2 separate regions of the Homo sapiens genome follow, and region 1 is linked to region 2. Evidence: chromatin loops called from intact Hi-C (ENCODE). Cell type or tissue: endothelial cell of umbilical vein. All regions are shown on one strand. Each heading gives the region's core, and the rest is flanking DNA. Links, peaks and the distances in the headings are about the cores only. Region 1 has its middle 70 kb from the start of SH3GLB1. Region 2 overlaps CLCA4-AS1 (CLCA4 antisense RNA 1).

Region 1 (9,617 bases), core at 633-8,632, 78 kb before region 2:
GGGTATAGGAAATGGAGCCAGAGCATCAGTCCAGTGTTACCTTTGGAATTTGGGGCTTTTCCCATTGTATGTTGCTGAGAAAGCGAGAGGGAGAAGGAGCAGGAGACGTTGAGATAAGACAGAGGCTAAAAGCCTTAAGTTTTCTCTTTCTGATAAACTTCCCACCTTTACCCTGACAAGTGTTTTAGTAAGATCTGGGAATGGAGCCAGCCCTGAGATGTAGCAACTATGGGCTCAGTTTACAGTCTGATGGATCCTATGCACGCGCTGTTCTCTGCCAGCTCTTTCTTCCACCCTGCACTTGCCTCCACACCTCTCAACATTCTCTCTCTCACATGCACTCAGCCTCTGCAGACCTTACTCCTCCTCATCCTTCAGGCCTCAGATTAGACTGCATTGATTTCAGGAAAACTTTCTTAAACCTCAGCAATCCCTACCCCATCCGCATTCCCGTAGGGTAAGAGACCCCATTTCTTTCAGAGCTTCCTGTTATCACGGCTACTGTTGGGCACCAATTATGAGCGCTAACACGTATTAACTCATTTGGTCCTCAAAACCTGTAAGATTGATAGTAATATTATATCCCCATGAAGAAGTTAAGACATAGAAAACCTAATTAACTTCCTTAAGATAAAATAAAATAGTATAAATTCAAACACAGGCATCTTGTTCAGAACCTAAACTTTTAACCACTATGTGATAATTGCTCTTCTCAGCATGTGTTTATTTACTCTCTGTTTTCCCTGTGTAAGTGAAAGTTCTATTACTTGTTCACTAGTATATCCTGGAACTTGGCCTGGGGCCTGGCATCATCAGGGCCCAATAAATACTTGTTTAATAGATAGCAATGTGGGTAGTGCAACGGGAAGAACAAGGCATCAGGAGTCAAACATACCAGAGTTTGTTACATGGCCACTTACCAATTAGGTGATTTTGGGTAAGTCAATTGACTTTGTAGTGCAGCCATTTTTGTAACTGAAAAATGGAAGTTATTGTGGGAATTCATTGCAAAAGTGTGTTATAAACTGCACTTGGTATAAATGTGAGTCATGATGGTTTCTTATCTCTGGAAGGTAACCAGAACATGATTCTTTCTACTTCCAAAAGAAAAATAAGGTAGAGGCTGTGATCAGAAAAAAGTCACTTCCTGCCTATGCTGACTAGGCCTCCAGGATAGGCCTGAAATTCTGTTAGGTCACGAGACTCTTTGGCTGCCCAAAGAGGCCTGACTTAAGTGCCTAAGTCTGTGCCTGCCTTTGGGAGCTCTGCTTAGGGTGTGAGACTCAGTGTGTCCATGGGGAGCTAATGGGCTGAATCCAGGGATGAAGCCAAGCACTGGGATAGCTCTGCAGCAAAATCAGAAAATGGAAGTGAGAGAATTGTGAAACCACTGTCTGCACTCATCCCTACGGCCACCTAACCCCAGGAGAGGTCTCTGCAGAACAAGGTGCTGTGGGTTCTCTTCTCTCCATCCATCATATTTTAACTGCCTGTGTGCCACTGCCTCCTGCTCAGACATGGGGGCAAGCCCAGGATGAGCATGTAACTGTAAGGAATGACGGGATTAGGTCCACCCTGAATCACGTTAGGAAAAGCAAGAAAACAAATCCCAGAAAAACATGGTTTCAATCTTGTAAAGCCTAGAAGTAAGGCTAGTTCTTCAAACTATTTCTTGACTATGTCTACAGGTATTAAGCTACTTATAAGCTTGGCGAGATTAAAAAATAGATGTTTTGTGAAAATTAAGAAAAGAAAGTGGCACCTCTCTGAGCCAGAAAGAACATGGTAGGAATTAGTAATGCTTTTACTAAAAATGTTGGTTGCCCAGTTAGAGACCATGGGAAGTTGCAGACCCAGGAGGTCTGGCTTTCAGAGAGTTAGACGGCACTTCCTGAGGGACATGGAGAGAGAAATGTAGCTGGATACAACTGTCTGCCAGGCCTTGGGTTGATCGAAATATTAAGCTACATAAGCCCAGTTCTTGCCCTCAAGGAGCCCTTAATTTAGTGGATTTTTATTTAGATTAATTCTAAGAAGTAAAAAAAACAAAACAAAACAGAAGTGTATGGATTAAGGAATAGTTAACTGGGGTCCTGTTTCTAGTAAAATGCTATTCAATCTTAAAAAACAATCAATGGTAAGGAAACACAGCGAAGGCATGACAGTCAAATTTTTAGGTGACAAAAATCTTGGAGGACTAACTCAAATTTGAATGTCTGAATCAATACTTTAAATATGTTTTGACAGAATCAATTAAGTCCAAGTTGAACCTAACTTAAGTTCAAAATAATTAATTAGGTGAGTAGACTGTTAAGCAAATTTGGGCTTAAATTACACTTTAAAAAAGTAATGTCGGCCGGGGTTAGTGGCTCACACCTATAATCCCAGCACTTAGGGAGGCCAAGGTGGGCAGATCACCTGAGGTCAGGAGTTCAAGACCAGCCTGGCCAACATGATAAAACTCTGTTTCTACTAAAAATGTAAAAATTAGCTGGGTGTGGTGGCACGTGCCTGTAATCCCAGCTACTCAAGAGGTTGAGGCACGAGAATCGCTTGAACCTAGGAGGTGGAGGTGTGAGTTGAGGTCATACCAGTGCACTCCAGCCTGGGTGACAAAGCGAGACTCTGTCTCAAAAAAAAAAAAAAAAAAAAAAGCAGTAATGTTGCTTTAGTCAGCCACAGACTTAATATGAGCCAGAATGAGTTTGCCACAAACATGAGTGCAACCCAAGGATGGAATAATAGAATAATAGAAGTAGCGTGTCCAGGACAAGTGGTGTACCACCACTATTGTCTGTTTTGGTCCATTCTTGGTCTAGAGTCTTTTTTTTTTTTTTTGAGACAGAGTCTCACTCTGTCACCCAGGCTGGAGTGTAGTGATGCGATCTTGGCTTACTGCAACCTCCACCTCCTGGGTTCAAGTGATTCTCTTGCCTCAGCCTCCTGAGTAGCTGGAATTACAGGCACGCACCACCATGCCTGGGCCTAAAAAGTCTTCATATGACTCATTTTAAAAAGGATGTTTGGCCAGTCGTGGTGGCTTACGCCTGTAATCCCAACACTTTGGGAAGTGATGTGGGTGGGTTGCTTGAGCTTAGGAGTTCGAGACCAGCCTGGACAACATGGTGTAACCCCGTCTCTACAAAAACTAGTGGTGCCTGGTGGTTCATGCTTGTAGTCCCAGCTCTGTGGGGGCCTAAGGTGAAAGGAATGCTTGAGTCTCAGAGGTTGAAACTGCAGTGAGCCATGAACATGCCACCACCCTCCAGCCTAGATGACAGAGTGAGACCCTGTCTCAAAAAACAAAAAAAAAAAAGAAAGAAGAAAGGGAAAAGGATATATTCATAAGTTCTCTTTCCCTTCACAAAATTTGTCTTCCATTTTTGTAAGACTGTTGAAAATGCATTGAGAATTTTTATGGTCATCCAACTAGAAGAGCTTTAAACCATGACCAAAATTTAAGGTCTAGAAGCCAAAATAATCATGCATAATGAATTAGTCTTTTATTTCCTGGACCTTGTTATGACATTCCGTAGATTTCACCATACTGTTCTTGAATTAGATGCATGATACAATGTCGTCTTTCTTCAGTCTTTTCTTTAGCTCATGATCTCTGCAGCCCTGTAATTGTGTATATTCCTTTGGATATTGTTATCAGCCTCTTTCTCTTCATTTTCTCCTTGAGAATTCATCTACTCCTGTGGTTTACAACTTCTTCCTTCTTGGATAACCTAGAAACCTGTAGTTGCACCTCGGGTTGCAACTTGGACTCCAGTGTTGTATTCCAACTATTTAGGGAAAAGGAATACAAGATAAGGGAGCTAAATTTTGTTTAGAGCATTTTACCTAATTCCCACAATAACCCTGTTTGGTTTGGGCATTAGCACTTTTCAGATGTGGACACTGGGTCACAGAGAGCCCAAAGTCAGAGTTTCATGGAATAATAAGTTGATGATTTGCACCCTGATCTTCTGGCTCCTATTTCAGGGCTCTGTCCACCATGGCTGCCTCTCTTTTGTATCTTATGGTCTGTATTTGGCATTTATTATTCACTCCATCCATTTACTTATGTAGAAATATTGCATGCCTACCATATTTCAGGAACTATGCTAGGGATGGGGGAATAAGGAAATGAGCAGGACACTGTCCTTTCTTTTAGAAGATAACAGGCTGTCAGAGGAGGTTGAAAAGACAGATGACTGCACGAGGTGATAAAGGCCCTGATCTTCTATGGAATGCACTGTTTGCCAAGATAGCTGGGGAGGCAGTCAGGGAGAGATATTTCATGAGGTTTTGAATGAGGAGTAGAAATTTGGCTTCCCATTCCAACAGGGCTGTGCCTTTTATTTCACTTTGCAGGTTTATATGTCTTGTCTTCCTCCCTACCACAAGTACAGGCATAGTAGGCCCTCATACTGTTGAATGACAGCTACAAACAGGACTGAGGCTATAATGCAACAAAATATCCATACTTAATTCTTAGGTAAAAATCACAATATATCAAAACAGATTTCCTATCAGAACAGTTATCAGCATGAGATAGTTCCTCCCTACTTTGTAAGGGAAGAAATTATATAGTGGTGAGATTTAATGGCTCATTTAAGGTCACACAGCATTTAGTGTCAAAATCTTGAGCAGGGTCTGCTCCTCGGACTCCCTATCTTGTACCTTTCAACATCTGAATGTGACCGACTCTTCCAGAATAGCTGGAGACAGAGCCTGAGCAAGAACAGAACAGTGTTTCATCGCTGCTGGTCAGAGGAAGAGTCCACTAAAGTGCATCCAGTATAGAGATGCTAATGGCCTATTAGGATCTTACAATTCTGGCAATTTCTTACCACCCGGACATTAATGACTACAATTAATTATTCACCTCGATCAGACTCTGGGAAAACCTGCCAGGTGCTGTCCTACCCTATGAGAAACCACCTTACTGCCAAAGAGGAAAAGGTTGTTTTTTTTGTCCCTGAATTCACAGAGGGGGAAGCGGTTCTTTTTAATAGGTCTGGAATCTGAACTTTCATAAAAGGCACCTTATCTCCTGACTTTCTCATATGTCTTCATCTGTTCTATTGACTCTCTTTGATGGAATATACCAGCCGGCGCTACAAAGTGCTTTTTAATACTTTGGTAAACAGTTGAGAGAGAAACCTCATTACAGATAAAGTGAGAAGTGAAGTTGGACAGCCCATTTATCTTACTCAAGATGAAGTAAGGGCTGTTGCTCAATTAGGCTAAAATAAAATCTCTCATGTTTCCTTCCTAATGTCTTGTTTGGGGGCAGGGGTATGGGGGCGGGGGAAGTGAGTGGCAGGATGAGTAAGCTTCTGAAATATTGCCCAAGAATGTGACAGGCATCGGGGGAGGGAAATGAGCTTCAGCAGCTGCTCCTACAGCAGTCACTTTGCATTGCTTTCTGCCAGCAGGAAGCGGGGGCATGAGATAGCTAGGAGTCAATCAGAGACAGCCAGCTCAAGTCCTTCTTCAGTCCTGGCCACCCCACTTTCATTAGCAGCCTCAGAAAGGAAAGGGGAGGAGGGGCAGATGGCAAAGGATTATTGGTGGGGCTTTAGGAAGAGGAATTGAGAAGAGTGAATTTGATCCAAATCTAAAATGTATAAAGATTGTACACCTGCTCTTATTCTTTAGTCATTAATCATAGCGGTTTGTTGCTGTTTTTTAATGGGGATGGAGGGGGACAGAGGGAGTGCAGGGGTTGGGAAAGGATGGTGGCAGTGAAGGAGAATGAGAAAACGTGTCTTGTTGCCCTGAGCTTGCACCTGGCTCTTCCTCAGTGTGCTGTGCTGGTTGATAGAATGTTTTCATTTTCTTTTCCCCTCAGAGACACATGTTTATTCTCTTAAAATGGGGAAGATCCCATTTTTCCTTTCAGACTGTTTAATCTGAAAGGAGAAGATCTCGGCCAGGAGATACCTTGTTTCCAGTTTGAATCAGATCAAGTTTACCCTGAGAAGTCTGAGATATGTTTTACAAAGGCAGATAGAATGAAGGCCAAAGTTCTGACTCATTAATTTGATATTTTAGATGTTGTAAGTACAAATACTCCCTCCTAAGCTCAGGTACTAATCTTGTTTTGTATATGATATCCATGGTCATTAGGACTTGTAGTCTACTCTTTGTACTGTGACTTCAGAAAATGTTTATTTAGATAGAAAGTACAAACTACCCTTTCCTTCAAAACTTTTTTGTGAGCCTTAGAGAATCATGTACTGAGGTATTGCCAAATGGTGTTTTGATTCAGCTCCTCTGATTAGGTCATTAAAATAAGAAGATTTCACTTCCTCTCCTTCAAGGATAACCAAGAGCCCCAGGTTGGAAGGAGAGCAACATCCTTGTCAGCTGGCCTGTAGCGCAGTGAAGACCACAGCTATCACCACTACATCAAAACCAAAGTCTGAGAGCACCTGCCTGCCCCAGAAGATTCAGAATCGTGCCCCAAATCTGCCTCTCTCAAGAAAAAGATAAAATGCTCAAAGATCACCTAGAATACTTTACCCATCGTATATAGTAGAGCAGGATGAAAAATCTGGGTTGATTTATGGAGTGGTAAATAGTCCCTTGTTGACAGGATAAATTTGTTTAGAATTTTGATTTACCAGGAATGTGCCATGAAGCAAAGCTAAGAGGCAACTGGGAAGTTCTTCAAGCAGGTATTAGATTTGGAAGTGAGAATTTAACTTGGATGCTTGTCGTTGTGGCTAGAGTTGGGCAAGACCCAGAGAGGGGAGCCAAGTGATCAACTCCTAATACCTCTTTTAGCCACTTTTTATGTTAGGAGATTTTACAGTCCTTTTCTAAGACTTTCAGCAGCCTAAATCACTAGGAAGGTGGTTAGCCTGGCAGCCATCATAACTGAGATTGTATGTGTATATACCCTGGATTTACCTGTAATCTGTGAGCTCTTCGAAGGCAGAAATACTGTGTTTTTCTTTTGTTTAGTAGGTGCACAAAGTGTAATAACTGTGGCTGAACTGAACTCAATGGACTGCTTGGTGTCCTACTGCTGTAGACTAGAGCAGATACAGCATTTTCCAAGTTTCCAGCAAGTCTAGTAGGACTTCATAAAATGGCAGGCTGAAAATCAACCTGCAACTAGTAGCATATTTTACTAAAAATACTCCTGTCTCTATAGAGGGGTGTGTGGTCTTTGTGGGGGCAGGAAAAGTTACTAAGATGTTTCCACAGGTTTATGTAAGACTATCCAACTCCAAATCCAGTTTCTGTGTTCACCAACCCACCTGAAACTACCAAGGTGGTTATCTAGACACCTTTCAACCAGGAAAAAGATGCCCAGGCCAGGAATTTTTTTGAGAGAGAAAGAGGAGAGAAGCTAAAATAAGTTTTCACAGCCTCTTCATTCAAGAAATTGAGGTTAAATAGAAGGCATAAGTTCTAGTATTTGATAGCCATTCACAGTAGTGTTCACAGTAGGGTGATTATAGTTAATGATAATTTATTGTATATTTCAAAATAGCTAGAAGAGACTTAAATGTTCCCAACACAAAGAAAGGATAAATGTTTGAGGTGGTGGATATCCTAAATACCCTAATTTAATCATTATACATTGTATGCATGTATCAAAATATCACATGCACCTCATAAATATATACAATCATGTATCAATAAGAAATTTTAACTAAAAATGATTACATAAACTAAACTACAATTACATAACCACAGAAAACTAGCATGAAAGTGGTTATTTACTTTGAAAAAAAAAGAGAGAAATTTAGAACTTTATAAAGGAAATAAAATGAAAATAGGCCACAATGAACAGTTGACACAAAGCTGAGAGGAATTGAGTACATGACCTCGAAGGAGTCTCCTAAAACTAAGAGGTGGGTCAGAAAGCTGGCAAGCTCTAATGCTTAGACTCACACAAGTCCATGTGTGAAATTAGACTTTTGACCTCCAGGCAGTGGTCTTCAACCCAACGGGAATGCCCACCCTTGGGAGGAGAGCAAATGACTTTCCATGAGGCCCTTACATTTCTTGTAAGGAAATTAATTTTTATATTCTCAATTTCCAACTGTACTTTTTCCTAAGATTGATCTGCCAAGTCTGTGATTGGTTGGCTCTTCCCACCTCCTTTTAAAATTCCCTTTTTTATTAATGACAAACAAACCTCTCATCCATTCTAAATCCTATTAATGTGGATTTCCCAGGGCACAAAGCGAAGGGACAATTCCAGGATGCCTTGCTCCTGAGGGGAGTCCCATGGGTGCCAGAAGGAAATGTTGAAGGGAACTTTTTATTCTTATCCAAGAGGGAAACTCTTGGCAAGGCTCTGAGGGCTCATTCATCCATTCTTCCATCCATCCATCCATCCATCCATCCATCCATCCATCCATCTATCCACTCATCCATCTTTCAATTAGAATTTGAAAGTGAGATGTTTGTCCCAGGGATGAGCATAAATATGCTTATTTGAATTGAAAAATGAAGTAAGACTTTTTCTGACAGAAAGTCAGTCTGATTTAGATGACTGATTTGACAATGACTAGGTTTGCCAAGTTCTATGGTGGATGTTGCCTATAAATTGATCTTAGTATACAGTTCCAAGATTTTGACAAAAAAATATATTCAGAGCCTGTATGCATCATAGAACATGTTGGGAATTAAGCTTATAATTAACATTTTTTTAGTTTAAAATTGTGTAGAGTGCACATAGATTATTTTTCAAAAACATTTAAGGAAATATACAAGAAAATTTGACAACTGCATTAGGGATTCTTAGAGGGCTAGTCTAGGCTGGAGCAATTTGAGGAGGTTTCTTGAAGTGCTAGAACTGAGCTGGGTTTTAGAGGATGGTAAGATAGTTCAAAGTGAAAAGGCAGAGAAAGGCTCTCTGGTTATTTATTTAGTGTCAACAGGATAATGTGTTTCGTACAACTTGAGGTTGTACCAAACATGAGTGGAGAGATGGTAATGTGACCAGCTTAGTCTCAGGACAACAACCATTGGAATGGTAGGAACAATAACGCTGGTCACCTGTCTTAGCCTGAAAAGATTTAATATCTCACTTGCTGGGGAGTAGAAAGAGGGCAGATTGAATAGGTGAATGGGCAATAAGGCAAGTTAGAAAAAGCTTTAAAAGCCCCATAAAGAAATCTAGATTTTAAGCCACACGAACAAAGCAGAGTTTAATCAATGTTAATCTCTCTCATCTTCTCTCAGGGTGTGTTGTTCTTCCTCCGAATCTCCATAAAGTCATTTCCATTCTTTTGCTATAGGATTGCCATGTCATGGCAATCATTTGTTTACATGTTGATCTCCTCTGTTAGTCTGTAAACGTTTCCAGAACATGGATTATGTCTTATTTGTCTTTGTAGCCCCAGGGCCTAGCACATTTCCCCTCAAGCAATGGGATCTTAATAAACTTTTTATTAATGAATGAAAAAATGAACAAAAGAAATCCAAAAGAAAGGTGAAGAGGGACAAACTAGGAAAAAAGGACTAATACTGCTAAGTAGTTTTAGGTACCAAGGACTTTTAGTCATCAAGCTAATTCTCACCTGTGGGATAGGAAACACTGTTGTAGTCTGAAAGCTGAGGAGATGATGCCTAAATTTGTATAAGTGGTGAGTTGTGAAGTC
Region 2 (9,617 bases), core at 1,103-9,102:
TCATGTGCTGCATCCAGTTAGCTTGTTGCTCAATTCTCCTTCAGTCTGGATCAATTATTCAGGCTTTTCTTGACACTATTCCTTCCCCAGAGTTAGCCACTATTTTTAAATTGGTATGATTAATATCTGTTATGTTTTTGTACTTTCACTGAATTTATATGTATCTATGAATGGTACTACTATGTTATATTTTTAAACTGCATAAATGATATCATATAGATAAATCCTTTTGCATTTAGGGGTCTAATACTTCTATTTGTGTATTTGATGACCTTTTTGTTTGTGGATTGATTCCTTTTGCTTTGTACATTGATTCCTTTTAGCTTTTTTTTTTATGGCTCATTTTTAGTGATACAGAAAAAAATGTTTCTTCTGTCAGAGACCCCTAAGGTTATCACTGGCTAGTGAGCAATTTTTACATGAATTTCTTTCTTGGCTTAGAAGTTCTAAGATCATTCAGATATTATAAATTTGAACCCAGATTTGTGGGAGTACAAACTATGATTCAAATTCTCAAGGGAGAGAGATCTTCCTTGTTTTTTTCTCTTTCAGAGCTTGTGCCTTGACAGAAAAGCTTCTTACTATGCCAGAAGAAAAGCTTCTATCTAGTCTACCCTTTCATTGAGGGTACAGAATTTCATGGGTTTTTAACTTATGTGTGTGTGTGAGGTCATGAAGTTGGGGGACAGGGTGTGCTCACAGTTAACTGATTTCTGTTTGCACCAAGGGCCCAAGGTCTTATCACAAGTTACCGTGTATTTTTAAAAATTATAAAGGCCAGGCGCGGTGGCTCATGCCTATAATCCCAGCACTTTGGGAGGCTGAGGTGGGTGGATAACTTGAGGTCAGGAGTTCAAGACCAGCCTGGCCAACATGGTGAAACCCTGTCTCTACTAAAAATACAAAAATTAGCCGGGTGTGGTGGTGGGTGCTTGTAATCCCAGGTACTCGGGAGGCTGAGGCAGGAGAATCACTTAAACCGAGGAGGTTGCAGTGAGCTGAGATCACGCCATTGCATTCCAGCTTGGGCAACAAGAGCGAAACTCCATCTTAAAAAAAAAATTAATGAAAATTGACAAATGATAATTGTATATACTGTATTGTATACAACCTGATTTGTAATATGTATACATCTTGGAATGGCTAAATTGAGTGACTTAACATATGTATTACGTCACATACTTATTTTTATGGTGAGAACACTTAAAGTCTGTTCTTAGTGATTTTGAAGAATACAACATGTTGTTAACTATAGTCACTATGTTGTACAATAGATCTCTTGAACTTATTCCTCCTATGTAACTGAAATTGTATATCCTTTGACCAGCGTCATCCAGCTCCCTCACTCTCTCCCAGCCCTTGCTAACCACCATTCCACTCTTTGCTTCTATTGAGTTCAACTTTTTTAGATTCCATATTTAAGTGAGATCATGCAATATTCATCTTTCTGGGCCTGGCTTATTTCACTTAACATAATGTCTTTAAGGTTCATCTATGTTGTCACAAATGACAGGATTTCCTTCTTTTTAGAGGCTGAATAGTTTTCCATTGTATACATATATCACATTTTTAAAATCCATTTATCACCTCATGGATTTAAACATTCAAGCACCATCCTCATTCAATCCTTTCTCCTCTCCAGACAGGGTCATATTCTGTATTCAAGACCCTGGTGTCCAGTTTCTTTTTTTATTTTTGCCACCTGAATATTTCCCTGTCTTTTTTTTTGTAAGCTCAAGTATGCATTATTATTAATTAATTAATTTATTTTGCTGCATTTTACCCAGCATTTCTAAGTATTTGTAGTAGAAGAGTTTTCATGTTATCTAGTCTGTATTGATTAAGGACTGCTTATGTTCAGCTCAAGTAACAGAAACCTAGCTGTAGTGACTTACCCAAATACTGATTTATTTTCTCACCCTCTAAGAAGTTCAGAGGTAGGCAGTCTTCTGTGTTTTTGTTTTTCTATTCTTATCATGTAGCTTTCATCCTAATGTCTCAAGATGGCTCCTGTAATTCTAGGCATTAAATATGTTTTTAAGGCAGAAAAAGGATGAAAAGTAAAGGCAAAAGTACATGCCAACTGAGTCTACTTCTTACTCCTTAAATCAAGAAAACAGCTTTTTCATAAACCCCACGTAGTAAACTTTGGTTTACATCTCATTAGCTAGAACTGGGTCGTTTAGTTCTCCGTAAATGCATTAGAGACTGATAAATGAAATGTGCCCTGTTGAAAAATAAGTATTTCAATTTTTTATATCTTTAAAAAAATCTATATCAAAAATACATATATATGTATCTATATATCTATATATATCTATATATAGATACATATAAATTCAGTTGAAAGTATACAATCATAATAGAAATTAGTATTTTATTTTTAAATCTTTCTTTATTTCTTAAACAGCACTTACTGTCATCCTGAACAAAAATGGGGTTTCTGTTAGCAAGGCAGAAAGAGAATAGTTATAGGGTAAGCAACTATCAATGTCTGCCATGCTGCTGTAAGGCAAGAATTGAAAGTCTCCCATGCTCACTGAAACTTCCTTTCAGTTTTTAGACTGATAAACAGGGCCACTTACATAATTCGCAGGGACCAATGCAAAACGAAAATATGGAGCCCTTTGTTCAAGAGCAAAAGGAAAGTGCTGTTTAAAGGTATTAAAATAAAACTTTTTCCTTTATTTTGTGATCTCTTTTGACTTGTCATTTTTTTATTTGCTGTTTAATGTCATTCTAAGCAAAGAAAAGATTATAATTTAAATTATTAGAATGATTTTTACCATACATCTTCATGTTGTACAATGACAGTGTTATGTTATGTTATGTTATGTTATGTTATGTTATGTTATGTTATGTTATGTTATGTTATGTTATTTTTTGAGATGGAGTCTCACTGTGTTGCCCAGGCTGGAGTGCAGTGGCACAGTCTTGGCTCACTGCAACCTCTGCCTCCCGAGTTCAAGTGATTCTCCTGCCTCAGCCTCCCAAGTAGCTGGGATTACAGGTGCCTGCTACCATGCCCAGCTAATTTTTGTATTTTTAGTGGAGACGGGTTTTTGCCATGTTGGCCAGGGTGGTCTCAAACTCTGTAATCTGCCTGCCTCGGCCTCCCAAAGTGCTGTGATTACAGGCATGAGCCACCGCGCCCGGCCCTACAATGCCAGTTTTAAAACAAATATAAGAGCATTTCCCAGCCTCACTAATTATCAGGGAAATGCAAATCAAAACCGCAATGCAATACCACCTTACTCCTGCAAGAATGGCCTTTAATTAAAAAAAAAAAAAAGATGTTGGCATGGATGTGGTGAAAAGAGAACACTTTCACACTGCTGGTGGGAATGCAAACTAGTACAACCACTGTGGAAAACAGTGTGGAGATTCCTTAAAGAACTAAAAGTAGGTCTACCATTTGATCCAGCAATCCCCCTATTGGGTATCCACCCAGAGGAAAAGAAGTCATTATACGAAAAAGATACTTGCACATGCATGTTTATAGCAGAACAATTCACAATTTCAAAAATATGTAACCAGCTCAAATGCCAATCAATCAACAAGTGGATAAAGAGAATGTTGTATATATTTTCTGGAATACTACTCAGCCATAAAAAGGAATGAAATAATGGCATTCATAGCAACCTGGATGGAATTAGAGACCATTATTCTGAGTGAAGTAACTCAGGAATGGAAAACCAAGCATCGTATGTTCTCACTCATAAGTGGGAGCTAATCTATGAGGACATAAAGGCTTAAAAATGTTTCAATGGACTTTGGGGACTTGGAGGAAAGGGTTGGTGTGGGGGTGGGGCATAAAAGACTACACATTGGGTACAGTGTACATTGCTCGGGTAACGGGTGCACCAAAATCTCAGAAATCACCATTATGGAACTTATTCGTGTAACCAAACCCCACCTGTTACCCAAAAACCTATTGAAACAAAAAAATTATAGATAAAAAACAAATATAACAGCATTTAAGATGTATGTAGAATCATTGAAATTGTACAATTTGTATTTCACAGTACACGCATGCATATGTATTTTGTTCTTACTAAAACAGTGGAAATGCGGCATGAAACTAAATCAATTTTTAAAAATTTTATTTCTTGATATGTGCATATTCCACCAATACTCTACTTTTGGCCTGCTGATGAAGAGTAAGGAAGGACTGAAAGGAGGAGAAACTATGGGTTGCCTTTTCCTTCTGTCATCTGTTCAGCGTAAGTGGTTGGCAGCTTTAAAAAACCATTTACTTTGTACTCTCATTGGTCTTCTGGAATTCACTACTCATAGATGTATTGAAAACACTATATATGAATGGGGCCTCAAGGAACAGCAGCAGACATGTGTCTGTAAGTGCTGATGTATAAAGATTTCCAAGATACCATATTAATAAAAAAAGTGTATGGAACAGTGTATGGGTAATTGAGTGTAAATAAAAAGGAATATGTGTTATATATATATGTAAGTACTTTGTATATGCATAACTTGTAAAATAAAAATAATTTTAAGAAACTACATATAGCAGTTACCTTTGGGGAGAAGGTATGGGGTAAGGAGCGGGAAGGGTAGGAAGCTTTCACATTTTATTTTGTATCTTTCTGTACTTCTTGGATTTACAACATGTGTATGTATATGTAGATATACACACATGTATAACATTTCTTTCATGTTTTTATTTTTAGATTTCATAGTAAAACCTTTGTTGATTTAATAAACATAATGGATACTCATTAAAATATTCAAACAGCATAGAAAGGGACAAAGAAGAAAGCAGCCAGCAATCCAAGTACCACTATCCAGAAATAGCCAGTGATATCTCTTTATGTGTGGAAATACAATGAAAATTGAGTGAGAGACATACACAGAGGAAGAAGAAAAAGAGTAAGTTATAAAAGGTATTAAATTAAATTAATTTAAATTTAGCAGAAATAAAAAACAAGTAAAAAATGAATAAACCTCATGTTATTTCTTTCCCACAGAGGTATTAGATCCTACAAGACCCCTCTTGGAGTCATTTTATGTGAGGTTTTCTTCTTCCTTCTTCTTTTTTCTAAATCACCTGTTTTAATCTTAGACATCATCTATTAACTTACCATGTTAAAGATGAGGTAATTAGAACTTATTTTTTTCTTTCGTCTTGCATTTGTCTCTCTACCAACTTACATTGCTTTTATTATTTTTACTTTGAGTTAAGCAGTGAGTCACCAGTAATGTCCAGTGTTATTGGAGTATGTAGGAAAACAAGCATTCTCAAACACAATATGAGGAAGTGCACATTGATAAAGATATTTTGAAGGGTAATTTGGCATATTAAGTAAAATTTAAATTTGACCCAGCAATTCTACTTATAGCAATCTATCCAAAGCATATTTGTACAAAGATAAGTATACAAGCTTTTGTGCAACACTGTTTTTAATACCAAAGAGTTGGAAATGTTAATCAGTAAGAAAATGGTTTTATGAAGTATGGTGCATTCGCAATGTGAAATACTATAGAAAAGTTAAAAGAATTATGGAGACAAATATGTACTGAAATGGAAAAAATTCTAAATTATATTGTTAAGAGAAAAAAGAAAGTCATACAATATACCTACAGTGTGATTCCATTTTATTATGAAATAATATAAATATATATCCACACATTCACACTGATACAGAATTATACATACAGAGAAAGATTGGGGAGAGGAAAAGGACTGGGAAGGTAAAGAGGAAAGTTCATATTTAATCCCATATACTGAAAATCTGCCTTTGTGTTTTACAACAGGAATGTATACGTTGTATAAAAGGCAGAGAAAAGGAGAAAAAACAGTCTCTTCTCCAATATGTGTAAGGAATCTAATTTTAGGTAGTATTTCTGGTTTAATGATTGATATAATGGGCAAATCTGCTTTCTATTTCGGATGAGAAACAAAGCAAAACAAAACACCCTAGCTTTTGACATAATCTGCATGCCTTGCCATAGATGTTAGCCAACAAACCAAAACTTCTCCTCACCTCAAAATGACATAATTTCTTTCCTATTACACTTAAGATCCTGGAATCATGTAGTTCACTGCATTCTTCAATCTTGAATAAAAGTGCTAGACTACTGGCAATGCTATTCTCTTTCAAAGAGCTTCTTTCCCATTATGCCCATGTTTTTACTTTGAGGACTGAATGCTCATTCCACTTTAAAATAAAGCTTAACTATAATTTTATTTTATACTTTAGTTACTGATATTACCTTGTGACTTGAGATGAAGACTAAAAGGAAAAGTAAAATAACAGTTTGGCTCACATTGTTGGAATTTAAGTTAATATGACTCATACTAGCAATTAGCTTCTTGTCCTGAAAGGTAAATATCAGTGTATTTACTGACGCTTTGAGGTATGGGAGTAAGGAGACAACGCCACCAAATTATGTGGTATAAGTTTAAGCTCTTAAGTTACCAAGGAAAAACTTAAAAGGATCCACTTGCCAGTTACTTACCAATATGATCATCTAACAAACACCTATTATGAGCAACCCCTATGCTAAGTTCCATGAAGGACAGCAATATAAGATATAATCTTTTTTTTGTTAAACGATGTGCATACGTGAGATAATATGGAAAGTTGAATCTAAGAAAGCCTGGCTTGGGAGGTATTCAAGTGGTCGTGGTAGAGTTAAAGATACCCAGAAGTCTTCTAAGAAGCACAAAACATGATTCCTGTACTCAGAGACATGCAGTCCTATTCACATGCAAAGAGGACCTACACTGGCTATTGCCAAGTATCAAGCGAGGTGAGTGCTATCATAAGTCACAGAATGGATACATTATTTGAGTAGTCAGATAAATCTCACAGCATGAGGCATAAGATGTCTAATAATGTCTAGAAAGCAATTGGAAATATGTGATTAAAGCTTGGGAATGAACACTGGGTTAAAGATAGACACTTTGGAGTCATTTGCATGGCTGTGATAAATAAGATTTGAAATAGAAGATAAACAGAATGAAAAGTAAAGGAAGATTAAAATCTGAAGAAAACAGCAAGACACTGTAAAAATAAAGACAGTTATAGAACTGACATGTTCACAAATATTAAGCAAAACAAGAGTTAACTAAGTGGACTGCATTCAAAAAGTTTAAGTAATCTTTTTAACTTTTGCTTGGAATATTGCTGATCCTTGTTTTGTTTTTCAGAGTCAAGGAAACTTATTTTAAACTATTAATGGCCATTAATAATTGAGTAAGGTATACTACTGTAAACAAAATTTGGAGCATGTTCATTTATCTCCACCTGGTTCCTCTAAAATTTGGAGACTACCTGTAAGTACTCTTAACTTATGGCAGTATAGTTGTTTGCATCAGTGCAATAAGAATGCATTTTTCTTTGTCAACAGGACACAATTGGATAAACTGGTTATTTTACCAAGGCTTTGGCTGAAATGGTGTGTTTCCCTTTAAGGAATCAAGCTTGACATGCAGAGCCAATAAAAGCCCCTTGGAGAACTGGCCTCATACCTTGTCTATACAGTCCCCGCACAGGGTTCCTAACCTGTAGTCAATAAAGAATGTCACTTTCTAACAGGTCTGGAAGCTCGGAGTTTCTCTTGGGACCTCAAGAAGTGAGGATCACCCAACTCACAGGTATTTGAGGATACAGACCCATTGCTGGGCTCGGCTTTAAAGGTCTTATCTAAGATTCCTTGTGGAACAGAGTTTCATCAAAGCCAATCCAAGAGACCTATGTAGAAATAACTATTCTTACTGCACTTCATGCAAATAATCAAGCCAAGTATAAGACTAAAGTTCATTCATGATTAGTTTTGACCAAAAATGAGAACTGGAGAGAAAAATTTTGCTCCAAAGCTTATCATACATTTGTCATTAAATCCTCATCTCAATTGTTTTTAAGATTTTTGCTTACATTTTAAACTAATCCTTCTTATTCCTGTGAATAAAATGGTAATCTTCTGCAGCTTGGAAGAAATAAAAAGGGATGGGTAACGTAAAAATCTGAATCAATACACTAGCTCTGGGCAATTATACTGCAAATTCTGCCAGGTAATGAAAGTAAGTAGGGTATCCATAACCTGGAGTTTTCTTTGTTTGGGAAAATAAAAGCAAAGCTTCACAGACCGCCAAAGGGAAATTCTATATCTTGGCAAGTAAAATTTTATATGGAAATTATCTACTACACCACACTTGTGGGAACTGCTATACTCACTCTACTATTTGCAATAGGGTTATACATGGTAGCACCTTCTAATTGAAATATTGAACAGAGTTTCCATTGCTGTTGTATTTTGCTTAATTATTATCCTTATAGTAGGAATAATAGTTACTGACAAAAAGGAAGCATAAAAGTTTTACTATCACTGAGTCTGCTAGGACTTTTTATTGGGTTTAGTGATGATTAACACCTAGTAAAGTAGAGAAAAATCTACAGGTACTTAAAGATCAAATCAAAATTATTGACAGGCTCAGGGAAAATGCCAGCTTCAGCCCCAGATGGCTACAATCCCTCTTTAATAAATTCCAGCCTTCTTTATGGAATTGGTTAACCCCTTTATTAAGCCCTCTCTTGCTTATATGTCTTGTATTGATATTTGGACCCTGTATACTCAATACTATAACTCGAATTGTTTCTTCTCACCTAGAAGCAATCAAACTCCAAATGGTGCTGCAAACTGAACCCCACATGGACACGCCATTCTTCTGAGGACCCTTAGATCCACCCCAGGAGGAGCCCTAGCTGCTGTTCCCCATTCGATGCCCCTTTTCAGCCGTAAGTAGCCAGAAGAAGTCATCGCTCCAAACCCTCTAACAGCAGTTAGTGTGGCCTCTCCCCGGTGGGGGGGAATGTTGTAGGAGTTATTAAGAAATTATTTTAGGCAGATAGAGAGGAAAAGGGGTCCTTGGGAAGTTTTCATTTTTAAAAGCATCTCTGGAAATATTTCTTGTAAAGCCCCCGCTCTTAGAGCCAGGCCGGCAACCTTTGATATGCAAATACAGGCTATTAGAAACTGCGTCCACCCAAACATGGTAATTCCTGCAGCCTTCTTGCCCTTGCCCCACATGTTCCTGGCAACATGCCTACCCCCACATATCCCCACGTGTGTAGAACATCATGATGCCTTACATTTGCATATTAAAAGGCTAGGATGGGAGCGCCAGCTTTTTCATGGGCTATGTGAATGACATGCCTAGTCAAATCAATCTCCTGAGCCCTGTGCAAATCGGACACCAGCTCCTCCAGCCTCTGCATATATACCTGGCTGGTGTCTATTGCATTTGGGGTTTCCTCTCTTGGCTTTGGAGCCCCCCCACCCTCTGTCTCTGTACAGGGGAGCTTCTTCCTTCTGCCTTCTTCCTTCTTCCTGGCCTATTAAACTCTCCACTCATTCAAACAAACAAAAAAAGTTCAATTTAAAGAAAAAATTGAACATCTATACATTTAAAATAAAGTCATTAAACTGAAAACTTAATGGACTAACTAACGGCATATTAGATACCAATGAAGGGAGATTAGTAAATGCAAGATAGTTCTGAGGAAATTATACAGAAAACAGTATGGAGAAATAGGGAATGAAAAATATAGATTAAGAAAAATGAGGATAGAATGAGAAACTTCAGTACACTAACT

What was found. Peaks named below come from ENCODE experiments on the same cell type or tissue, not always from the same donor. Only the 100,000 strongest peaks of a DNase experiment are listed, where the experiment ranks them.
Region 1: a loop joins it to region 2, with 5 times the contacts of the local background. A loop is called at or near these places in 10 of 110 quality-filtered maps.

The regions. Positions count from the first base shown.
Region 1 is chr1:86,770,216-86,779,832 of GRCh38, reverse strand. No RefSeq gene overlaps it. Among named protein-coding and RNA genes, the nearest start is that of SH3GLB1, 70 kb to the right of the region's middle. RefSeq lists an enhancer at 5,022-6,221. In endothelial cell of umbilical vein, for the core only: no CTCF peak of the experiment used is centred there; a DNase peak (open chromatin) is centred at 5,382; H3K27ac peaks cover 2,242 bases.
Region 2 is chr1:86,692,305-86,701,921 of GRCh38, reverse strand. CLCA4-AS1 (CLCA4 antisense RNA 1) reads left to right here. Exons shown (of 5, transcript NR_135837.1): 2 at 4,160-4,223; 3 at 4,689-4,901; 4 at 8,632-8,759. Among named protein-coding and RNA genes, the nearest start is that of CLCA4-AS1, 7.4 kb to the left of the region's middle. In endothelial cell of umbilical vein, for the core only: no CTCF peak of the experiment used is centred there; DNase peaks (open chromatin) are centred at 5,211 and 6,161; H3K27ac peaks cover 2,136 bases.